Regions from separate parts of the Mus musculus genome. Here region 1 is linked to region 2. Evidence: chromatin loops called from intact Hi-C (ENCODE). Cell type or tissue: heart. All regions are shown on one strand. Each heading gives the region's core, and the rest is flanking DNA. Links, peaks and the distances in the headings are about the cores only. Region 1 has its middle 17 kb from the start of Gm41294. Region 2 overlaps Gm33936 (a long non-coding RNA gene).

Evidence for each region. Hi-C counts contacts between places; a loop is a spot of excess contacts. Peaks named below come from ENCODE experiments on the same cell type or tissue, not always from the same donor. Only the 100,000 strongest peaks of a DNase experiment are listed, where the experiment ranks them.
Region 1: a loop joins it to region 2, with 2.2 times the contacts of the local background. A loop is called at or near these places in 4 of 42 quality-filtered maps.

The regions. Positions count from the first base shown.
Region 1 is chr15:36,296,394-36,308,164 of GRCm38, reverse strand. It overlaps the pseudogene Gm9501 and the pseudogene Rpl7a-ps3. Among named protein-coding and RNA genes, the nearest start is that of Gm41294, 17 kb to the left of the region's middle. In heart, for the core only: no CTCF peak of the experiment used is centred there; a DNase peak (open chromatin) is centred at 5,364; H3K4me3 peaks cover 1,080 bases; H3K27ac peaks cover 1,606 bases.
Region 2 is chr15:36,345,619-36,357,389 of GRCm38, reverse strand. Gm33936 (a long non-coding RNA gene) reads left to right here. Exons shown (of 8, transcript XR_383927.2): 2 at 2,236-2,465; 3 at 2,982-3,226; 4 at 3,682-3,770; 5 at 7,673-7,813; 6 at 10,824-10,929. Among named protein-coding and RNA genes, the nearest start is that of Gm33936, 17 kb to the left of the region's middle. In heart, for the core only: no CTCF peak of the experiment used is centred there; a DNase peak (open chromatin) is centred at 5,529.

The DNA.
Region 1 (11,771 bases), core at 2,463-7,462, 49 kb after region 2:
CTCACCACTAACTTGGGTTAAATGTACACTGAATTTTCTGTACCTAAATATAATTACAAAATTATCTTGGAAAAAAAGAAAGTCCTGGGGAGTGGGGCTGCTGGACACACACTGAACTTCATAAGAAAGTTGCCAATGTTTTTCCAAGTAGAACACACACACATATCCAAGATGTGTATATATATATGTGTGTGTGTGTGTGTGTGTGTATGTATATATATTGAACAGTTTGTCTCTGCCTTCACTAATATATGACGTTCCTTGCTTTGTATTTCTCACTTAATATTACCATTTTTTAAAGTTTAGCTTTTGACTTTAGGTGACAGGTAATTGATACTTAGTAGAAACTGAACTCTGCGTTTTTAATTTGGATCTTCTGGGCTAGCAAATATAGTATGAGAGTCGGTCACAATCCAGGAGCCTCAGCTGTGAGATCATGGTCAGTGTTCTACACTGTACTGTGCTGTTCTTTTCTGTATACACGTTTGATAAATTACATGAGCTGTGGGACAGGAGAGATGGCTCAGTGGTTAAGAGCACTGACTGCTCTTCCAGAGGTCCTGAGTTCAATTCCCAGCAACCACATGGTGGCTCACAACCATCTGTAATGGGATCTGATGCCCTCTTCTGGTGTGTCTGAAGAAAGCTACAGTGTGCTGTATAGAGAACATAAATCTTTTTAAAAAGATATTTATTTTTAAAAATTCATGAGCTGTTCTGTATAAAATGAGCTTGTGTTAGTTTTAACCAACCATAGTCTCACACAAGTGTTTTGAGCATTCTTAAGATGAATCAGGATAAGCTATGGTGTCTGGCAGGTTGAGAATATTAATTTTGACTTACAGTTTGGCTGGGACATGATACCTGTAACTGGAGCATTACCTGCTACATGTGCATTCTGCCAAGTAAAAGGAGGGTTTCTTCATCTGTTTGCTTGCCCTTTATACCTGCTCTGTGCAAAAGTGTCTGCTCAAATCTTTAGCTTTTTTAAGGATGGTGTTTTGTTCTTATTGGATTGTGAGAGTCTTTAGGAAAAATTATTTTTGAATTTTTGTTTATGAGTGCTTTGCCTTCATGTATGCATTTGCATTGCATACATACCTGTTGCCTACAGACATTTGCAAGCCATCATGTTGGTGCTGGGACTCCAGCCTGGGTCTTCTGAAAGAGCAAGTGTTCTTAACCACTGAGCCATCTCTCCAACTCCCAATTGTGAGAATCTTTACACGTTCTGAATTATATTTTTTAATCAACATTTTCCTCAGTCTGTGGCTTGACTTTTTGTTTTCTCTAGTGTCTTTTGAATAATTTCATTGACATCTAATGGATCCCTCTTACTCTTATGATTCATGCTTTTGCATTCCATCTCAAACCATTGCCTGATGCCTGACTCTCTGATTTTTCCCTAAAAGGTTTGTGGTTTTGTGTTTTACATTTAGGTCTGTGGTACATTTGATGTCTATGCAAAGAGGTTACAAGATTAGAAAGCATTTCTATCGAGGTAAACAGAGAGCAGTTGAAGAGACACACTGTAGAGATGGGTTGCAGGAGAAGCAGAGAGATTGAGATTCACCATGAGAGAACGAATCCTTCTCACACTGAACCAAAGGGAAGAAACAGAGTAGAAGTTAAGTGGTGTTCCCAGAAAAGGAGGAGGAATGAGGCTGGGAAAGAGCTTGGAACACACGGAAAGCAAATAAATGGAAGGCAGGTGATGCTAAAGACCCCAGACGTGGGAAATCCTGGAGCTGCAATCACTGCACTGCAAAGGATGTAGGCATCACATCTCTAGCACAGCAGTGAGGGAACCCAACCGAGGAGGGACCCAGAGGATGCTGAGAAGCAGGGAGGTTTCAGACCCAATGAGCCAAGGAGCATGGACTTGAGCATGGAAACTGTTAAGAAAGGACTTGGGAATCAGAGGCCTGGGTGAAGTTCCGGGACAAACCTCCGATCCAATTATTAATCTGTGCTTTTGATTCATAGGATCAAACTACATAATCTATATGTCTATGTGCATTTGCATAGAAGCAAAATAATTTAATGTATGTAAATAGAAGTGGCTTCAACAATAGAGATTGGTTTGGCATATTTCTTTCAAAGCAAGAAACCAAGAAGTGAGAAGCTCTGTGGATGGTAAAGCAGATGTTATATTTGCTACGCCAGGATTCTGAAGCATGGTATCTGCTATTGTCTTGAGTTAGTTTCACTATTACAAAGTGGCCATGAACATGCCAGGCATTGTATCTTTTAATTAATTAATTAATTAATTAGTTAATTAATTCTTCTGCATTGTATCTTTTACTGGCCAAGTACAAAATATCTGACATGTCACCATCTGTTTTGAAATCACACTGGTCAAACAGTCCATCACTTCATCCCTGTCAAATAGTTCTCTGGGTCATCCTGCTTGCAGACTGACAGGTTCCTTGAGTAATAGAGCCTTTCCCTGCTCTGCTTCCTGACTGACTAATCTAACCAGGGACAGACACTCAACCCAAACCAGGGCAAACATAGTCTCATACACAAGGGCTGAATTGGGCAGTGCTGACATTGAAGATATAAGGTCATGAGTTGAATTTGGGCTAAGATTATGCATAGTATGAAGAGTTGACCTACTCAGAAACGTGACAGCCCAAGTCTAAGGGTATAGCTCAGTTGATAAACTATTGCCTAGTTAGTATGTGTGTGCAGCCTTGGGTTGAAGCCCCAGCACTGCATAAACCAGGTATACTGGTACACACTTGCAATTCCATCACCAAGGAGCTGGAGTCAGGAGGATCAGAAGTTCAAGGCCACCCTTAACTATAGGGAGAGTTTTAAGTCCAACTTGGGCTGCATGAGACCTTGTCTCATAAATAAACTACAACAACGCCCCAAAAAAAAAAAACCATTTTGCAGAGATATAGAATAATCTATAAGAGGGAAATGAAACAAGAGATCAGGAAAGCAAGGGGAGAAGACAGACAAGCTGTCTGAGCACATGCAGTTTCTCTCCTTAGGTTGTTTGATCTCTTAACATGAATTTCCTCCCCATTACTTGGGCTGGCTCCACTGCATTTGACTCCTCAGAACCAAAGGATGCTTTGGAAAAGTCATTCATGGCTTGGATTAGAGCCCAGAGTAAAAAGTAAACAAGGTTAGAGGCTGAGCTGTCAGACTGAATTTTCAAAATATTATAGGCTAACTGTCACGTGACACTAGACATCTGTTATCATTCATTTAACTTTTATAACAACTGCATTGAGATAATTTACATGCTCTGGAAATTCAGCCTTCCCACTTTACCTATTTACCTTTACTTAAAAACAACAAAACAAAACGAAAAAAATCGAGCTCCCATCAACTTCCAGACTTAGTGTCCAAGACCCTGGGCAGCTTTTACAAAGAGTGGACAGCAGAAACCAGCATACCATAGCAGTCAAAAGTGACAGTCGATAGCCTAGCACAAAGGGGAAAATCAAAACTATAAATAGGGGCATAGTAATTCTGAAGGGGTGTACTACCACGTCTGCGCTTCTAAGAGTGTTTTCCTGAGGCTTTTTTGGTTCTGAGGGACAGCTCAAGTTACATCTAATATTAGGGAAGGAGCCATAAACACGGATTGAAACGGGGCTCTAGGCTCCACGGGTCCTTCTGGAATCCAGCAAATTCAGCACGCAGCAGGAAGAGCCTCCTGACTCGATGTCATCAGGAACCCCAGGTTACCTCGGGATTTCAGCGGCAGGATTCACCTTAGGAGCTGTTTGGTTTTGTTCCTCAGCTTCCCCTGCCCTCTCCTTTCTGGCTTGTCAGTGTCTTTCAAAAGGTTCTCTGTCTGCCCCCAGCCGGCTGCCTCATTCACTTTCCATCAAGCAGATAAGCAGCTCACAGGACCACTTCAACCTGCTCTGTAACTAGCCTGTATAGTGTTCTGCTGCAGCTTTGCAAAGCTCTGGGCTGTTGCCACGCCCCATTGTCGGTCCCCACACTCTCCTCTCTTTAGATTGCTAGTCCCACTACTGAAGGAATCTGGGTGTGTGACCTCTATCTCTACCCCACAGCTTTTAAGCCTCAGAATATTTAGTTTCGCATCATTATGATTGTTCTACCCCCACTGGCTGTCTCTGTGCATCAAAACAAAACCTCGGTGGTGATTTGAATAGGAATGGCCTCCATAGTCTCCTGTTTGAATTCTTGGTTCATAGGGAGTGGCACTATTAGGAGGTGTGGCCTTGTTGGAGGAAGTGTGTCACTGTGGGGGCGGGCTTTGGGGTCTTATATGTGTTCAGGCTAGGTCCAGTGTGGTACACAGTCTCCTTCTGCTGTCCAAGGATCGAGATGTAGAACTCTCAGCTCCTTCTCCAGCTGCATGTCTGCCTGCATGCTGCCACACTTCCCGCCATGATGATAGTGTACTAAACCTCTGAAACTGTAAGCCCGGACACGGTGACTCTTCACAACAACACCACACAACTCTCAGCAACCACATCAGACAGCTCACGGCTTCCTGGAACTCCAGCTCCTCCGATCTCCTCAGGCACCTGCATTCACATTCACACACCTACACACCGACACATACATGTAACCAAAAACCATGAAATAAGTCTGTTTTAAATAACAAAGGGGAATATAGGATTGTCTAGCTGTCATTTTTCAGCTAGCAAATATCTTAGTGATTTGATTCACTTGGCAGTAAAATGAGGATGATAATACATGCACCCATCCAGGTTGTCAAATTGAGAAAACACATGAAGGCTATCAAGGTGATTCAGCTGCTAAAGGAGATCGCTGCCAGGTCTGGGCACCTGAGTTCAGTCCCAAAGGTTGTCCTTTGACCTACACACACACACACACACACACACACACACACACACACACACACACGTAAATAAATAAATGCAACTCAATAAAGAGAATATCCCAATGAAACTTTAGGAACAGGTACCTGGTTCTTAGTGAAGGGCTCACTGGATACATTTGTAATGTTGGTTCAGGTTTACTGCCCTTGGCATATTTGTTGTTCTGGCATAAAAATGGAGCTATGTGTTATATACTACCAGACTCTGTATAATCCTGATAATGGTGGAGATTTCCCTGTTTCTATGTGTCCTCTCTGAACACAAGTTGAGTATTTCATTTCCAAAGCAAGAAAATTGCTTCAATTAAGCTATTTTACTGTAGGATCACAGTTTGTTGGGCATGGGGGGGGGGGGGGTTGGGTCTCCCAAGCTTGTGAGAATTGTTCACTTATATTGGTGCCTCACATAAAGGCAATCCTCAATGCAGACAGTTGTCAGTGTGACAGTAAACACCTTTGAAAAACAACACAGGCTGTAGCTGCTGCCAAGACGGATCTAAGACAGCCTCTGGAGATTCTGGCTAGCTCTGGGGTGACTTCCTGCCTAGAAATAAGACAGGAAAGTGCTGGCTCATAGAACTGGGGTCTGAAAGCAGTGGGACTCAGGGAAACAATCAGAATCATACAGGACGTTTTAGAACAAGCTGAAGGCAGGGCTCACCTTAGACCAGTGGTTCTCAACCTGTGAGTCCTGACCCCTTTGGACAAGGTTTGCCTAGAACCATCAGAAAACATAGATTTTACATTATGATTTATAATAGTAGCAAAATTACAGCTACGAGATAAAAAGGAAAATAACATTATACTTGGGGTCACCACAACAAGTGGAACTGTATTAAAGAGTCACAGTGTCAGGAAGGTTGGGAGAACCACTGGCTTAGACTGAGTAAATGCTGAGACTCAGATATGGGGCCAGGGAATGAAGATGGCAAGCAGGGCGTTTAAAAGCTCCCCAAACCTTACAGTGGACAGCCTAGACTGAGAACCCTACTTTTCTAGGGTTTTCTGTAATTTGCTTCTGTACCAGGCACCTCTTCAAAGACAGACCATCAGGTGAGGCAGAGGAAGGAAAATGACACTGCTCCCTGCACCCCATGCCAAAGTGTGTGTGTGTGTGTGTGTGTGTACACGTTACTGTAGGTGTCCACGAAGGCTGAGGGATCCCCTGGAGCCAGGAGACTGGTTCCGTGTGGATCCTGGGACTGAGACTCTTGTCTTTTGCAGAAGCGGAACACACTCTTTCCCATGGAGCCATCTTTCCCACCTTCCAGCTCATGTTTGTTTCTTACTGAGGCAAGAAAGATCTCTCTCCAAACTCAGCCCCAGGGGCCCTCTAGTCTCTGACTCCCCAGTGCTGGAATTAGTAGCTCACAAGGCCATATACCCAGATTCATTTAAACAGAAGTACTGGAGTCCAAATTTATCTCCTGCTTACACAGCAAGCTTTTACCACCCAAGCTAGCCCCAGGGCCTGCATTTCTGTTTGGCTGTTGGTTTGATTGCAGGATTTTTCTTAGACTACACAATACAGGAACAGTATAAACTTGGAGAAAGAACAGAAGAATAAAAAAATAGGAGATAATATATGTAATCCCTAAACACAAGCACCTCCAGCTTTGACATATTCCTATTGTCTTCATGTATCTTTGGAGCTGTAATCTCTCTGCATGAGGAGTTTGGTATCCTGCCTTTAGTATAATGTACACATTTTCCTTTTTACTGATAGTTTGAATCTGTTTTTCTGTGGCCTTCCTGGTAGGAAGGAATACACGTCTTACTTAGAAGACAATAGCTTTCAAATAGCTTTCCAAATAGGCTCTTTCAATTTCCCCAGCTATAATAGTATTTATCTGTGTGCATTAATCTTTGTCTATTTTGATGGTTACACCCATAGGATGGATTTCTAGAAGTGCCATTAATGGATAAAGATTTAAAAACCTTAGTCTCTTAAGAACTTGCTTGCTGGAGGTATTGATCTAGTTTGCACCTGTTATCAACACAGCATAACAGTAACAGTTTCTCAGAACTGCTAATTTTCTGGAATAAAAGATGAAATCTAAGTAAACAATCTCAAGAACAATTTTATTATAATTAGGGAAAGGTAAATTGTTAATCTCGGAGTTGCCTGGAAGGGGAAGATTGAGAGGAGAGAGAGAAGAAGAGGAAGAGAGAGGGGGTTTCCCTTTTTTGAGTTAGGCTTGGGGGATTCTGCATGCAATTGGAATGGAAAAAAAGGGAGATAGCCGGGCCAGACATGGTGCCCAGCATTTTGGAAGCAGAGGCAGGCAGATTCTAGCCTGATCTACATAGTAACTTAGGCTAGGTAGGACTGCGTAGTAAGAACCAATTGCAAAACAAACAAAGAAGCTTCAGGAAAAAAAAGAAAAAGTTTACAAAGTCCAGAGTGTTGGCAAGTATTGGAAAAGAGGAAAAAGAACAAAAGAAGAGCTCTATTTTAATGACTAGTGCAGAGCCTCAAGTTACATAGTTACATTGTTACATAGCTGCCACAGCACCGCACCTGCCTTAAACTCTTTTGTTTTGTTTGTTTGTAAACTCATGTAGGTCAGGATATTTGCTATTCTCCTGCCTTAGTCTCCAGAGGTCTGGGATTATAGGTGTATACTACAACACATGACTGAGGTTGAACTTTTAATGTGTTTATTAAACATGTGTATTTCTCACTTACTATTCAGTTTTCCTTTCTAATTCATAAAAGTAGTAAGAAGGAAGCCAGGCTTGATGGTACATGCTTGTAATCTTAATTCTTGGAAGACTTAGGCAGGATCGTTGCTACAAATTTGAGACTAGCCTGAGCTACATAGTGAGGTCAGTGCTAATATGGGCAACAGCTCTTTTTGGATTCTCTAGAGTGTAACTGCATGCCTCTTCAGGAGGGGCTCCTCTTCAGGAGTCAGAGTCACCTTCACAACATCTGAGGTTCCATTTTGTCCAAGGACACGGGGGACACTAAGGAAGACTTCTTCCTTTATTCCCTAGAAACCCTTAATTGTGGTGAAAATGGGATGTATGCACTTAAGAGTATGTTTTGCTCTTGGCCAAGTCAGCCACAGAGAGGCCAATGGCCCAAGACATATAACCTTTCAGTTTGATCACCTCATAGGCACTGTCAGCCACCTGCATATGGACCTCCTTCCACTGCTCCTTGTCTGCATCAGTAACCAGTTCTGGGTTCGGATTCCTCAGGGAGACTCCACACAGGCTCACACTGGAGTCCCCACACTCCCCCAGGACACATCCATGACAGCTCAGCAGGTGAACTCCCAGCCTTTCTCCAATCAGGCAACAGAACCCAGCTGAATCCAGATTGCAACCACCCCTGATAACTCTGTTTGGGGAAAACCACTTATTTTCCAAGGCACATAGGTCAAGATATCTGGGTTTGAAGCAAGAAGCAGCTTGCAGTTTGCACTGTACTTCCCAATGCTGGGAGTGAAGAACTTGAAGATTTTCACATTTCACTGGGCCAAATGGAGCCCTGCTCTCTCCCTCTTGCTGATGGCCGGCTGTGGAAATGGCCAGCTTGGGGTTGGCAGTCATGCCATAGCCTTTGCCAGGGAAACTTTTTGGTGCTCTAAGGAAAAGGCTGCCGTGCTGGAGATCCATCATCTTCCCCTGTAGCTTGCTTCCATGACATCAGCAAGGGCAAGCTCAGCTGCCATGTCCTTCATTTAGATACTGGTGGTCCTTGGAGGTTGCCATTTTGGACCAGGAACCAAAAGGGACCACAGGTGCACAATGGGTGATATCAGGTGCCCAGTGGCACGGTCCAGGTTCCATGGCAATGGTGCCAGATAAAAGATTTTTTAAGATTTATTTATTTACTTAAAGTATGTGAGAACTCTGCTGCTCTCTTCAGACAGACCAGAAGAGGCATCTGATCAGATGTGACAGATGGTTGTGAGCCACCATGTGGTTGCTGGAATTTGAACTCAGGACCTTCAGAAGAGCATCCAGTGCTCTTAACTACTGAGCCATTCCAGCCCTAGCCAAAAGATTTTTGAAGTAGTAGATTTCTCACTATACTGTTGAACATAGTGTAACCATTAAAAATAATACTTTTTTTCCAGATTATTATTGTTCCTTTTTTTAAAGATAGTATCTGATGCAACCCAGAGTGACCTCAAACTCACTATGTAGTCACGAATGACCTTTACTTCTGGTCCCTTTGCTTTTGACTCCTAAATACGGGGACTGTAGGCATATACAGCAATACCCAGCTTCCAGGGGCTATTCCTCAGTAGAAGGAGAAGAGCGAAGGTCAGCCCTATGTAAGAAGAACAGGATGGGGAGGACTCATATTCGTGTTCTTGGGTATGGACAGACTTGCTTTGGGTTGGGACATACAACACTGATAGTTATCATGTGCCTCGGGATACAGGCTGCTGAGTGGGGTCTGCGGAATAGAGCAGTACAGAGACCCACCTGCCCTATTTGCTCCATGTGGATTTTGTCCTGTCTTTCTTTCTTCTATTCTAAATAAGATGTCTCAGAAGATGCTACAGTGAGCATGTGTGGCTAGGAACAGAGCTGAAGGAGTTAGAAGCTTGGTGCTCCCGGAAGACTCACGTTAAAGGATTGCCCATTCTGGGTGCTGCCAGAACGTGATAGAGCCTCTAAGAGGGAACCTTTCAGAGTCTTTGGGTCATGTGAGGGTATGCCTTTGAAGGGGCAATAGGGTCTCAGTCTCTGCTTCATTCTTGGTCCCTGGCTATAAGGGAAATGATTTGTCCCCCCTAAAACATGTTATCTCATCGCAGGTTCAAAGCAATGAAGCTAACCCTATCATGGACCAGAACCATGAAAACCAGAATCAAACAATCTTTTATGTCTCCAGCATCTCGTTCCAGTGACAGAATGCACCCATCCCATGGAGATGATGGTCTTCTCCACGATGTGAACTCAGGGTTCAGAGAAGCAGCCGCCATCTGAATTCTTCCCAAGGATTCGTGGTTTAGGACAACTCCATCACTTAGGGTCCTGTCCCTCTGAGATTCTAAGTCCAAATGGCAGGAGCTGCGAATGTGGGCTCTTGGGGGGGGGGGGCGCTTAGTAAGTATGACTTACATGACTTCGGGGATCCAAATCCTAAGAAGAAAAAGATGAGCACACTTCAGACAGGACAGGGAGGTGTGAAAGGAGGACTCAGGGGCCAAAGCATTTAGGAGTGAAATGTTTCGTGAAAGTGTGTTGGAAGATGTGTCAGTCTTCAGAAGGCAGACACAGAAAGCCAGGCTCTGGGCCTTGCAGTCACCCTGTGCACTAATCTACAGCCAGAGAAACCAAAGGGCTGTGGAAAGAAGCTGTGCTGGAGAGACACATAGCACACGCATGCCATGGCACTTTTATAGAAGTCAAAAGACAGCTTTGGAGAATCAGTTCTCTTCTCTTCTGTCTGTTTTTGAATTCAGATCATTAGGCTTAGTACCAAGTGCCTTTACTTGCTGAGCATCTCACTGGCCCAAGACTCTAGTTCTAAAGACCAAGATGCTGAACAGGTGAAAAGGGCCAACAGTCTATTATGAGTGAGAACAAAAGGTGATTATTCCTTTACAAATAAAAAAGGCCAGGCATGTTTATTGGGGCATGTCATCAGAATAGTCTTTCTCTTTCTCTTTCTCCTACCTTTAATCCCCAAACTAAGAAGGCAGATCTCTGAGTTTGAGGCCAGCCTGGACTATGTAGTGAGTTCCAGGACAGCTAGGATTACATAGAGAGACCCCATCTTAAACAAACAAACAAACAAAAATCCTTAAAGGGAGAAAACGTTCAAATAACAGAGAAGTGGGAGAGACTGGGGACAAACAGTGGAAGGGACAGAAAGTGACACTGTTGGACATTCTACTTGGCAGACCATCTGACCCAGTCCCCACCTCTGCTGTTCTACCTCCCCAGTGGCCCCACAAACCCTACACCATGGAATTCCTTACAAAGCCATTCTAAACTTGCTGGGATGTACTCAGCAGAGGCTGCTCCTGGGTGTAGGAGTACTGTGTCATCAGGCAGGTTTGATTCTTTAAATGACTGCTTTTCATTAAGCCCAAGTCCAGTTCTCAGCTTGCCCCCGGGATAACTATAAATCCATCGCTTTCATCACACGATCCTTTGTGCAGCCACAGCTCATTTCTGCCCAGTCTTTTCTCTTTCAGCCAAGCACAACCAGTTCTTTGACCACATGTCTGGTGACATAGTTTCCAGATTCTTCTGTGACCTATTTATCTTTCTCGAGATTCATGCTCCCACCGCCCCCCTGTATGTGGGTGGGAGTAGAGACTTTGGTGTACATGTGTCAGCACACGCACAAACAGAGGCCAGAGAAGGACATCCGGGCTCATGCTCTACCACTATTGGCCTTAGTCCTTTGAGACAGAGAATCTTACTGAGCCTGCAGCTAGGCTACAGTGACCATCTTGTCTCTGCCCACTGGGGTTGCAGTCATGTGTGACCTGGGGATTTGAATTCAAGCATGTCCTCATGTTAGGCTAGCAAGTGCTTTCAGTCTATTCAGTCTGAAATGGGGGGGGGCACGTGGAGAGGGCTGGGTCTCACTCTCTATCCAAAGCTAGCCTGGACTAACTATATAGCACAGGCTGGCCTTACACACATAACTCTCCTACCTTAGCATCTCAAATGTTGAGATTACAGGCAGGTGCCTAGTTTATGTCTATCTTCAAAATCTGTTTAAATAAAAGGTTGAGCTGCTGGCTGTGGCGGGACAGTCACTCTGTCACTTGAACACCATGCTTTGCCAACACGGTTTAAGATTCCACAGACTTTTTCTTTGCTACTGTGTCACAGTTCTCTCATTTTTGAGCTACCAAAATGCAGATCTTTTTCCTTAGGAGTGGCTGCCAAGTCAGACCTTTTGTAACTATGCAAATTGTGTATTTCGAGCCAAATGGGACTTTCT
Region 2 (11,771 bases), core at 3,104-8,103:
GAAGTTCTCTTTCTTTGTTGGGTCTTTATGTGGTTTAGGTATCAGAATAATTGTGGCTTCATAGACTGAAGGGTAGAGTACCTTCTGTTTTTATTTTGTGGAATAGTTTGAGGAGAGTTTGAATTAGGTCTTCTTTGAAGGTCTGATAGAACTCTGCACTAAACCCATCTGGTCCTGGGCTTTTCTTGATTGGGAGAATATTAATGAATGCTTCTATTTCTTTAGGGGAAATGGGAAATTAATATTTAGATCATTAATATGATCCTGATTTAACTTTGGTACCTGGTATCTGTCTAGAAATTTTTCCATTTCATCCAGGTTTTCCAGTTTTGTTGAGTATAGCCTTTTGTAGTAGGATCTGATGATGTGTTTTGGATTTCCTCAGATTCTGTTGTTATGTCTCCCTTTTCATTTCTGATTTTGCTAATTAGGATACTGTCCCCGTGCCCTCTAGTTAGTCTGGCTAAGGGTTTATCTATCTTGTTGATTTTCTCAAAGAACCAGCTCCTGGTTTTGGTGATTCTCTGAATAGTTCTTCTTGTTTCCACTTGGTTGATTTCACCCCTGAGTTTGATTATTTCCTGCCATCTACTCCTCTTGGGTGAATTTGCTTCCTTTTGTTCTAGTGCTTTTAGATGTGCTGTCAAGCTGCTAGTGTGTGCTCTCTCTAGTTTCTTTTTGGAGGCACTCAGTGCTATGAATTTTCCTCTTAGGACTGCTTTCATTGTGTCCCATAAGTCTAAATATGTTTTGGCTTCATTTTCATTAAACTCTAAAAAGTCTTTAATTTCTTTTTTTGTTTCTTCCTTGGCCAAGTTATCATTGAGTACAGTGTTGTTCAGCTTCCACGTGAATGTTGGCTTTCTATTATTTATGTTGTTATTGAAGATAAGCCTTAGTTCATGGTGATCTGATAGAATGCATGGAATAATTTCAATATTTTTTTGTATCTGTTGAGGCCTGTTTTGTGACCAATTATATGGTCAATTTTGGAGAAGGTACCATGAGGTGCTGAGAAGAAGGCATATCCTTTTGTTTTAGAATAAAATGTTCTGTAGATATCTGTTAAATCCATTTGTTTCATAACTTCTGTTAGTTTCACTGTATCTCTGTTTAGTTTCTGTTTCCAGGATCTGTCCATTGATGAGAGTGGGGTGTTGATGTCTCCCATGATAATTGTGTGAGGTGCACAGTCCGTTAAGTTTGTGCCCAAGGTGATCCGGAGCTGGCACCGACCGGAAGGGACTTGAGCCCCTGGTCAGGCGGGTGTTCTGCTTCCCTGCTGCTGGCACAGGCCTGTCCTGATTGGATTGGAACCGATGTTGTGTTCCACTCACCAGTGATCCTAAGATCATGTGAAGAGTCCTCTGTGAACTGTGGGACCATCCACCGAGTTAGTGCTCTAGGTGACACGGAGCTGGCGCCAACCAGAAGGGACTTCCAGATATTACTCTTATAGTGGGATTGTTGAGAACAGGTGTGCATGTGTGTGCACATGCATGTGTGTGTATGAGTGTGTGTGTGTGTGTGTGTGTGTGTGTGTGCATGTGCTCGTGTGTGTAGAATGATAAGGCTTAGACAACACAGGAATTATTCTCTGGAAAGTGTAGCCCCCAAATCTGGATTGTTCAGTGAATTTTCTAGAAGACGTCCTCAGCCTATTTCCTGTTACATGGAATATTATTTACTGTCTGCTTCACCTCAGCCACGAAGTCCACTTAGGAAACATTGTTAAAGTATTAAATGCTTGGATGTCTCTACTAATTAACAGAACCAGTTAAAATGATAGGCCAACATCTTAATATTCCTTGTTATGAACATGTACGTATAAACTGGCTGTGACGTGTGCTTGCTATCACAGGGATGAACACTGCTGACACTTGGGTTTGCTCTTCTTCCTCTACTGAGCTGGTACTAAAAGTTGTCCTACTGAGCACCTGCTTGCAGAGTAGGACAGCAGAGAGGGCACGGGGAATACAGCTCTGAATCCTGGGACTGGTGCGCTGCTTTCCCAGTGGGTTGGCGAAGACCTTGGGGTTACTTTCTCAGTGCATCTGTGTGCACAGTAGAGACTCCTGGGTTTATCCTCTGCCTTCGTCCCTTTTAACTCCAAGGACAACGTTTATGTGTATAAACCGAGTAATTCTCATATCATTATTCAGGTTGTCCAAAGATAAGATGGTTTTGAGACAAAATATGAACAAATAAAGCACAACGTTTCCAATATTTTACTAGATCCGAGCTGAGACTGTAGTCAAGGACATAGCAGAAAGAAGAGGGAAGAGAAGCCAGGAGGAAATCTGGACAGCTCTGACACGGAGGACGGAGTCCTGGTGTCAGCCGCCCCAAGCCGAGAACTCGAGTCTCATGGTTAGTTGGTAGAGACAGTAAAGAGAAACTATCAAAGCTGTCCAAGACGTGACTGAGCGACCCAACACGCTTCTCAGATGGAACTTGGGAAATGGGTAAGACTTCAGCCCAAGTGTGGCAAGGTGAATTCATTCCCTTGAGGGTCTGTGGGTGGCTCCAACATACCTCCTACCGTGTAGCCCCTGCAGTGTCCTGGCTCTCTCTGTAGTCCTCAGGGAAGGGAACTTGCAAGCTAAGCAGGCAGCTCTGGTAACTCAGCATGACTACCAAGCAGGCTGGATAGACACCTCAATGACTCTGCAACTCAGATCTACATCCTCAACTGAGCTCAGCCCGACACCTGACGGGGCAAGGCTGGGGCAGATGGGAGGAGGGTTCTGAACTCTGATCAGCCTGCTGCTACTGCTCAGAAATAGAAGTCGTTTGCCTCGCGTCTCTCTTATAGGTTTGACCTGGGAAGTCCAGGTCCCACCATGGAAATTACTAATGCTACCTGTACTGGTTTGTCAATCACATTTATTTCATCTAGACTGCAGATATTCTCACTAGGTTTGCTCTGGGGGAATAATGTGCGGGAAGAGGATCCACATTACCACACTTCCCTCATGCAGTGTCTCAAGGGATCCACACAGCCTGTGAGAACTGTAACTACACACCATCACTTTGTTCTGTGAGCAGTCCAAGGACACTGAGGATGCTGGCTTGAGGAAACCTGCCCGAGCCCTCAGGAAGCAATAGCTGAAACGGCTAACCCACCATCTCTCCGTTGCCAAAGGCTGCCTGCCCAGCACTTCCACAGCAGTCTAGCTGCTCCACAGTAGCATTAAGAACCCAAAGTCTTCTCAAAACAGGCAAAGTATGCTCCTGGACTTTATGTACTTAAGAGAGAATATTTTATTCATAGGCCACCTCCCAGGGGCTATGTCTCAGGCCATTATTGTTTTCCTTCAGGAAGCAAGGGGTTCCTCTGAGGTTTCAGGAAATCTCATTCTCTCCCTGGAGCTTGCAGTAGCCACAGTCCAGTTCTGACTGCTCTGCTGGGCTACTCGGAACCTGTCTGGTCCTGTCCTAGCCTCCCTCCCCTCCCCCATCCACCTTGGCAGGAGGAGTTAGGATCTGATGTACAGAATTTTAGCTCCAGCATTAAGAACAAAAGAGCGGGGGCGGGAGGAGTTACTCTTGGGTTCCAATGCTAGACATGAAGAAATTCCTTGTAAAAAAAATCCACACATATGTGGGCATTTTTTTTATTTTTAAGATCCATGTCACGTGCTAAGTTTGACTCGAGGCTCACTCTCTCTGCTTCTTCAGGGGCTGGGTGTTGTTCCCTCAAAGTAGCTGCTGACCCCATCTTACTGACCAACAATGGAAAACAGCAAGGGGAGCTATTCAGGGAGAAGGTCTGTATTTACCTTTATGCTGAATCCTACAATGCTTTTTTAAAAGGGTTGTCAAGAAGTAGACTCATACCCAAGAATATCCATCGGGGCACTTCAGCACCTATCATAACGGTGAAGAATAGGCCAGGGAGGATGGCAGGAGCTGGTGGGAATGCAGAGAAGCCTCACAGGCACGGCCCAGAACATCGAGGCTTTTCTCAGAGGGCACGAACTGGCAATTTCCATCTGGGAAACTTAAATTTTATTTTTGTAAGATAAAAAGTTTAAAATGGTTTTATAATATCTTCATGTGAGTATAAACAGGGAAAAACAAATAAAAATTATTTTTGTGACATCCTCCAATAAATATACATAGGGAAATGTTGATATTTGTTTATTTATCTATTTGTGTGTGTGTGTGTGTGTGTGTGTGTGTGATAGATATGTGGGCATGTGGAGACTAGAAGAGAGTACTGGATGTCCTTCTCTGTCACTCTCCACTTACTCCTTTGAGGCAGGCCCTTCCTTCAACATGGGGTTCGTTGTTGATAAGCTGGAAGCTCCTAAGCCCCAGAGATCTCCCTGTCTCTGCCTTCCTCAGAGCTAGGTTACAGGTGTTAGCATTCTTTCTAGGCTCTGCCCCACAGTTACCTGGCAACAGCAGGTATAAATCACTATAAAAGGGGCTGTTTGCCCACTCCTCCATCTCTTTCTTACCCTCTTACTCTCTTACCCTCTCTGTCCCTCTCTCCCTATTCCTCTCCCCCCTCTCTCTTCATGTGTTCCTGACCTACCTCTCCCCACCACTTTCTGCCTTTCTCTGTCTCTACTACCTCCACAAATCCCCTTCCCATGCCTGAAATAACTCTGCCTTTACTAGACCCATCGTATGGCTGCTACTTCAGGGGTAAGGGATGCCTCAGCATGAGCCTGCAAAGGCAGCCCTTCCACCTCACCATATTTCACTCTACCCAACATACCTTGGTTCTTTCTTTTTTATAAAACAAAACAACAGATGTGCCCCAGATGCCTGGTTTGTTACCTGAATGCTTAGATGGTCTATACCTGTCTGACTTTATGTGCACTGTGTACATGCAGGTACCCCAAGATGCCAGAAGGCATGGGGTTCTCTGGAAGTGGAGTTGCTGCGGGCAGTTGTGAGCTGTTCCACGAGGGCACTGGGAATTGAACCCAGGTCCTCTGTAAGAGCAGCAAGCCCTCTTAACCACCGAGCCATCTCCTCAGATGCTCTAACAAAGCTTCTTAGCCACTGAGTTATCTCTGCAGCCCAGGGAGGAAAAATACTTTTTCAAAGCTAAATATTCACAGAATGAATTTAAGTCTGGATAACTCAGGCAACTGACAAAAACCTTTATTTAACTTAACCCTGGACTTAGTCGTCTTACACACACACACACACACACACACACACACACACACACACACACACACATACACACACCTCATTACAAATACTGCATGCTATTACTTTTCACACTGTGGGATTACTTTCACAATAAAATCTGAGAAGTTTACAGTTCTGTGATGCAAGCTGCAGCTTGCCAGCCTCCACTGTGCCATCGTCAGCCCTGCCTCTGCCCCAAGCAGATCTCTTGTTATTATAATTTGCTATTATGGCATTTTAGGAAGAAGGAAGTTTTCTCTAATGTCTAATTTTAGAAAGAAAGGCATAGATACTCAAAAGTATTGTCTTGGCAGTTCCTAAGCCCTTCCTGCTGTATCCCCTTCCGAGTTCTAACAGCCATTATGTAACAACCTCAGGATGAATGCTGGGGCTTTCCTTAGCCATTCATAAATTATAAACACAAATGCCAGCTCTCCCAGATGATGGTGGTGGAAGTGGGGTGGGGTTCGTGTGGGGGTGGGGTGGGGGTAGGCATGGGGGTGGGGTAGAGTTGGAGAGTAATGGGGATGGAAAACACAGGACAAAACCACAGTAGGAAATCAGAAGACAAGGAGGTGGCCCTTTCTGAATCCTCTGTAAACCCAGGGAAAGGAGTCCTGTTTGTTAGTATAATTATGCTGTTCTTTATCCACAAGGATTCCTCTAGTGATATTGAATTCACTATCATCCTTGATGATAGATCTCTTGCTATTAAGGTCTGCCTTTTGCCAGGTGCAAGTCTGAGACAGGGATGGGAGAGAATGAAGAAGATAAAGGAACAGAATCTCAAGTCCCACCAGGAGAGTACAAGGCATATGATATCCTGACCTTGGCCATTTGACCTATCCAGATACATGGGACACAAACCAACAGGATATCCTTCTGCCACTACTACTGTGGCAAACCTAGGTGACGTGTGATTTACAGATTGTGTGGAGAAGACACGTTCCCTTTTCTGGTTCTTCTGTTCTGCTGCCCTTGGACATCTGCTGAGGCTGTGCATAATGACTAAGATGGTGTGGAGGGGTCCGTTCACCTATGGAGACCAGAAAGCAAAAGAGAGACAGAGGACACTTTTCAAGCTTTTCGTATCATTTAAATAAATGTTTAAAACTGTGTGTGAATCTTGTGACTGGCCATGGCCTCAGGATTGTTACGGAGCTCTGTAGAGAAATCATATTTGTGGAACTAGAGAGGTAGCAGAGTTAGAAAAGCATTTGTCATGTAAGTATGAGGACCACGTTCAATCTCCAGCACCTGTGTACAGAACAAGATGTGGTGGAGAGCACTTTCGAGCCCAGTGATGGGGAGGCAGAAACAGGAAGAGCCCTAGATCTTCCATGTCAGCGTGACCCAATCCGTGAACTACAGAACCCAGTGAGAGATCTTGTCTGAGAAAATTAACAAAACCAAAACAAGGTGGACTGTACCTGAAGAAGCCATCCATGGATGACTATGAACACACACACACACACACACACTGGCACATGCACATGTGCACATACTCACACACATAAACTCACACACACATATAAACACACATGCACAGCCACTCACATGCACACCCACTCATACAAGCACTCACACATGGACACTTGCACACATGCACATGTGTACCTGCACACTCATGCACACACACATAAACTCACATCTACACATGAACACACATGCACACATATACTCACACATGCATATATAAGTGCATACACATGTGCACACACACGTTCACACTCACACATACATATACTCAAACATGAATACAGATATGCAAACATGCTCATGCATGTATACACACATGGGTGCGCGCGCACGCACACACACACACACAAACACCTACATGCACCTATGCACACAGACACTCATTAGATATCTGAATCAGGTTTGGTTGTTCTTAGGGAAGGAGTGGAGCAGAGAAAGGACATGGTTTGGCTCCTAGAAGCATTTAACACCAGAGATTTGCTTTCTGGAAACCCAGGGTCCCGCCTTGCCCACACAGTACTCAAATGTAGGCTCTCCATCAGCTTGCCTGCAAGGTACCCAGGACCAAGACTGTAAAGATCTGTGTGTGCAAGTTTGATCCAAAAGATGTGGATGTTATAAGCACAACAGATCTGCCAATGAGCCTTTTGAGTGTGAGCATGTGTGTGCATGTCTGTGTGCACTCATGTGTGCGTGTGTATGGCCTGACTGGGGTGGACTTAAGACCAGAGACCCTTTCTGATGTTCCTTGGATGCTGTGGTGCTCAGTGTGTTCAGGCGTCTCAGAGAGGAGAAAAAGATCCTCGAAGTGAAACTCCCCTGGCACTACCTCTACCACCTAAGGTCTTATTTCCCAGACAACCAGCTGTCATCTTGTCTCTAAGTTGCTCTAACAGTTCAGGATAGACTGTGTACATCAGTTGTATTCTAAACTCTGGAGGGCAGTTAACCGACATTTGAACTGAGCCACTATATCATCTCTACCGGAATTTGTTAACTTTTGAAAAACTAATTAAGAACTCACATTTCCTTGTTTCAGGACACCTGCAGAGTGGGGAGGGGGACCTTGTGCACATAGAAAAACACTGGAGAAGCCAGGAAAGTTACACACACAGCTTACCTCTTCAGTGGACTGGAAGGCCAGGAGTGGTGGAATCAGCCTGTGGTCCTTTGCTGTCTGGTAAGACAAACTCTGCCTCTATTGCCCAGAATCAACTTATCTCAGACCCTTTTCCCTAAACCTTGAGCTTTGCTTTTAGACCATAAAACCTATTCTTATGAGTGATGTCACGTATGCTTTAAGACAGCCTAAGTGACGTCTGTGTTATCTTAGAGCCAGGTCAATCCTGACACCCACAAGTGTTATGTTTACCTCAGACCAGCTGCCTAGACCCTAAGACCTTGGGCACTGTCTCGGAGACAACAGTACCCATTCTTGTGAAAGGAAGCCAGATGTACTTTGTAAAGCATCTCTATGTAAACGTGTCTTAAATTGTGGTACACTTGGGACTGAGTTAATTGTTATCTGAATACCTTTTTTTTTTTCCAAAATTGTGCTGTGCATAATTAAACATGGCTAAAGTAAAATGATGTAGGCCAGATGATAGAAGTCAGCACCGGTTACAATAAAATTAGACTGGCCAGAGTTTCCTTCTTACCTCACCCTGATGGTTTGTTCCCTGCCTACTGTAAGGCCTGCAGGGGACTCACCACTGACACCCTAGGCATTGATTATGAACAAACAGAGTTGGGAGAGAATTGCTCTTTGGAGAGAGAAATGAACAGTGAGAGAGCTGGGGATATGGTTCAGTTGGTAGAGAGTTGGTGTAGTGTGCACGAAGCCTTGGATTCGATCTAATCCCTAGCATCGTAAAAAGCCATGCATGATGCTACATCCCCTGGCAGTCAGGGGATGGCAGGAAGATCAGAAGATCAGGATGAACATCTTCTAACATATATAGCACACTTGAAGCCAGCCCGGGCTACATGAGATGGGGTGGTAGGGTAGACCTTGGCATCTTGAATGAACTCTCTTGACCTCACACGAACAGGTCCAGACATCAAATGGACCAGCTGTCTTTTGCCATGTCTTCGATGGTACCCAGTTCCTGTTTTACATTAGTCGTGTGCTGCTTACTGGAGGGTGTGAGCAGAAAGTTTACTCATGCCACATGTACTGCTGGTGAAACTCGCAGGCCAGCGACTTTCAAAGGCCTTAAAAGTCAGAAATCTGGGACTTTTGCCAAGCCTGCAAAGCAAGTCACATACCTGTTTGTACCTGCTTGGTAATAAATGTCTTTATGGAGCAGAATACAGTACAAAAGTCACTTCACTGACATTTGTCATTATGACTGACACCTATTTTAACTACCAAAAACCCAATAGCTCCCAACTGGAACCAGTCACAATGGACTAAGTAAGGTCTGTTCAGCACGTCTTCCAACGCAGACTGAGTCAGATTTCATTAAGAACATGACACTCCATCAGTTGCAGGACTGTCACACCCTTGTTCTAGTGACACTGCCAATGCTGACGGTTGGAGTTTCTGTTACTACCATTGTTAGAAGGGCACACCTGAAATGTCAGAGCAGCACCATACTGGAATCTCGTGTTGGTAACCCCAGCAAAGGAGTAGAAAGCACCTGTTCTGGAGGGCCCAAAGCAAATGCCCTAACTGCCTTCCCCAGTTCAAGTGGTTCTCCTGGTTGTGCCTTAAGGCACAGCTCATACCTCCATTCCTACTCAGCAGAAACAAAGCTCAGAACGGGAAGCACCCTCGGGGGAGCTAGCTCTCTGTCAAGCTGCGAATCAGAAGTAAATCCTGAAAGCTCTGACTTTATAGTCCTGTGAGAAAGAAACACCAGCAGACATCAGCCTATTGCAGACAGGATTCGGCCATTGACATAAACATAACATAAACAGGGCAAATATCATGTGGGCTGGCTGGGAGGCAGCTTTGACTTAGGGGAGAGCAGGCCTCAAGAGGATGCAGTCATGGAGAATGGAGAAAGCTTCTCTGAGCAATGAGGCTTTTCCAAGAGGAGGGAATGACCTGGAGATCACGTGAGCCAGAAGTCTGTCCCTATGTTTCCAAAGTGACAACCGGCTGTAGATTTTACACCAGTTCCGTCATGCTCCAGGAAGGAAATTCCAGCGAGTGTGGTAGAAAAGCAGAGTAAACCAGGATCTTGAACCCTCTTACCACAGTTCCTAGCTGGCACCTAGACACCTGGTCACACAGGTTTGTGGGGAATGAGAGAGCCAAACTGCAAACAGCCACATTTCAGTTTCACAAGACACCCTGGGGGCAGTGAAGCCTGGCTGTTAACAGTTCTCAGTGGTGTTCCAAGGAATCTGGACTTCCTTCTGTAGACAGTGGGAAGGCAATGAGGATTTTTGAGGTTTGAAGAGAAAAGAAAAAAAGAAAAAATAGGAGGATAAGAAAAAATGAATATTATAATTCTTTTCTTTCTTGCATTCTCTGTTCACAAAAGCCTCTGGAAGGCTTTTTAAAATTTGTTATTACATTTATTTATTTTATGGTGTGTGTGTGCAACTTGCAGAGTTTCTTTCTCTTCTTCTACCATGTGGGTCTCCGGAGTTAGACAGGACAGCAAGCTTGGCAGCGAGCTTCTTAACTGCTGACCGTGTCATCAGCTCTGGAAGACAAATGCGCTAACCCATGAATACATAAATCCACGACAGCAGTTGACTCTTTTTAAGAGCCCCACCAGATGGGTGGGTAGGGGAGTGGGGGTGGGTGGGTATGGGGGACTTTTGGTATAGCATTGGAAATGTAAATGAGCTAAATACCTAATAAAAAATGGAAAAAAAAAAACCTTTAAAAAAAAAAAAGAGCCCCACCAGAGGCCCAGCCTCGCCCTCTGAACATATCCTAGAATTCCGACTCTGATTCTGTGTCTGTGTGGGTTACCAATCTAGAACGTGTTTGGGTGCTGGAATTAAAAAGGTAAGATAGAAACACATTTTTTACACATACAGAATCTAAGAGTGGAAAGAGAAACTCATATTTTGCCTGGAGTGTTTTAGACATTCTCCCTTTTCCCATTTATAACCCAAACCTTTGTTGTGTTTTTCCTAAGAAGATAAAGCTGTAAAACAGAGGCAGTCAGGCTGAGGCTATGAGCACATTGCCCCTTTCAAGGCTGATGGACCCCCATTTGTTTCAGTTTTAAGGTCTCAGTAATCTGAAAGCTGCTGGAAACATCGGGCTCCCAGCAGTGAAGAGATGCTGGCCTCCTGGGTACAGACCAAGTTTCCATTTCTGTGAAAACGGTAAGGAGTGGCAATCTCAGTGCAGGATATTTCTGTAGAGGATGCTTGTCCACCCCTGTTATAGTGCTTGCCCATGTTGGGACAAAGGCAAGGCATCCAGATCCAAGTCTGGCAAGCAGGGTGTGGGGAGTGGAGGATGCCAAGGGAACATAAAAAGAACAAATATCAGAGTCATCAAACAACAACGTAAGGTTTCTCTAATCTACGTGGTTTATTTACAGAACAGGAAGCTGCGGCCAGGAGAGGCCGGCTAACTTAGCAGTTAGCTACCTTCTTGATCTCAAGCCTTATGCTTTCTCTGTCCCTCTGTCTGGTGTCACTGAATGTGGGCTCTTCTAGTGCCTGTGAATCTGTGCATTTGATTTTTCAGTAATCATCCTCCTAAGCCAGGAGACTCCCTGTCTCAAAGTTCAAGGCTAGCCTTGGCACCATAAGGAGAACACTTATGGCTAGGTGTTGACTTTAATCCAAGCTCTTGAGAGGCAGATCATTGTGAGTTCAAGGCCATCCTAGTCATATCAAGTTCCAGATAGTGAGACCCTGTCTCAAACAAACAAACAAACAAACAAACAAGCAAACAAACAACAACAACAAAACAGAAAGGGCATGTGCTGCTCATTATACTCGCTGTCCTATGGCTGTCGCCACTGTCCAATTCCAGAATGTTTTTATCATCTAATGAGATACCATGTTCTAAGCAAAAGAGGCCAGTCACAGAAAGACAAATACTCCACTCACATGAGCTGCCAAGGTCATCAGGGTTGGTGAGAAAAAGAGAGGGGGTTGCTGGGGTAGAATCAGAACAGAGTGGGCTGGTCAGAACGGAGGCGGAGTGGATCAGC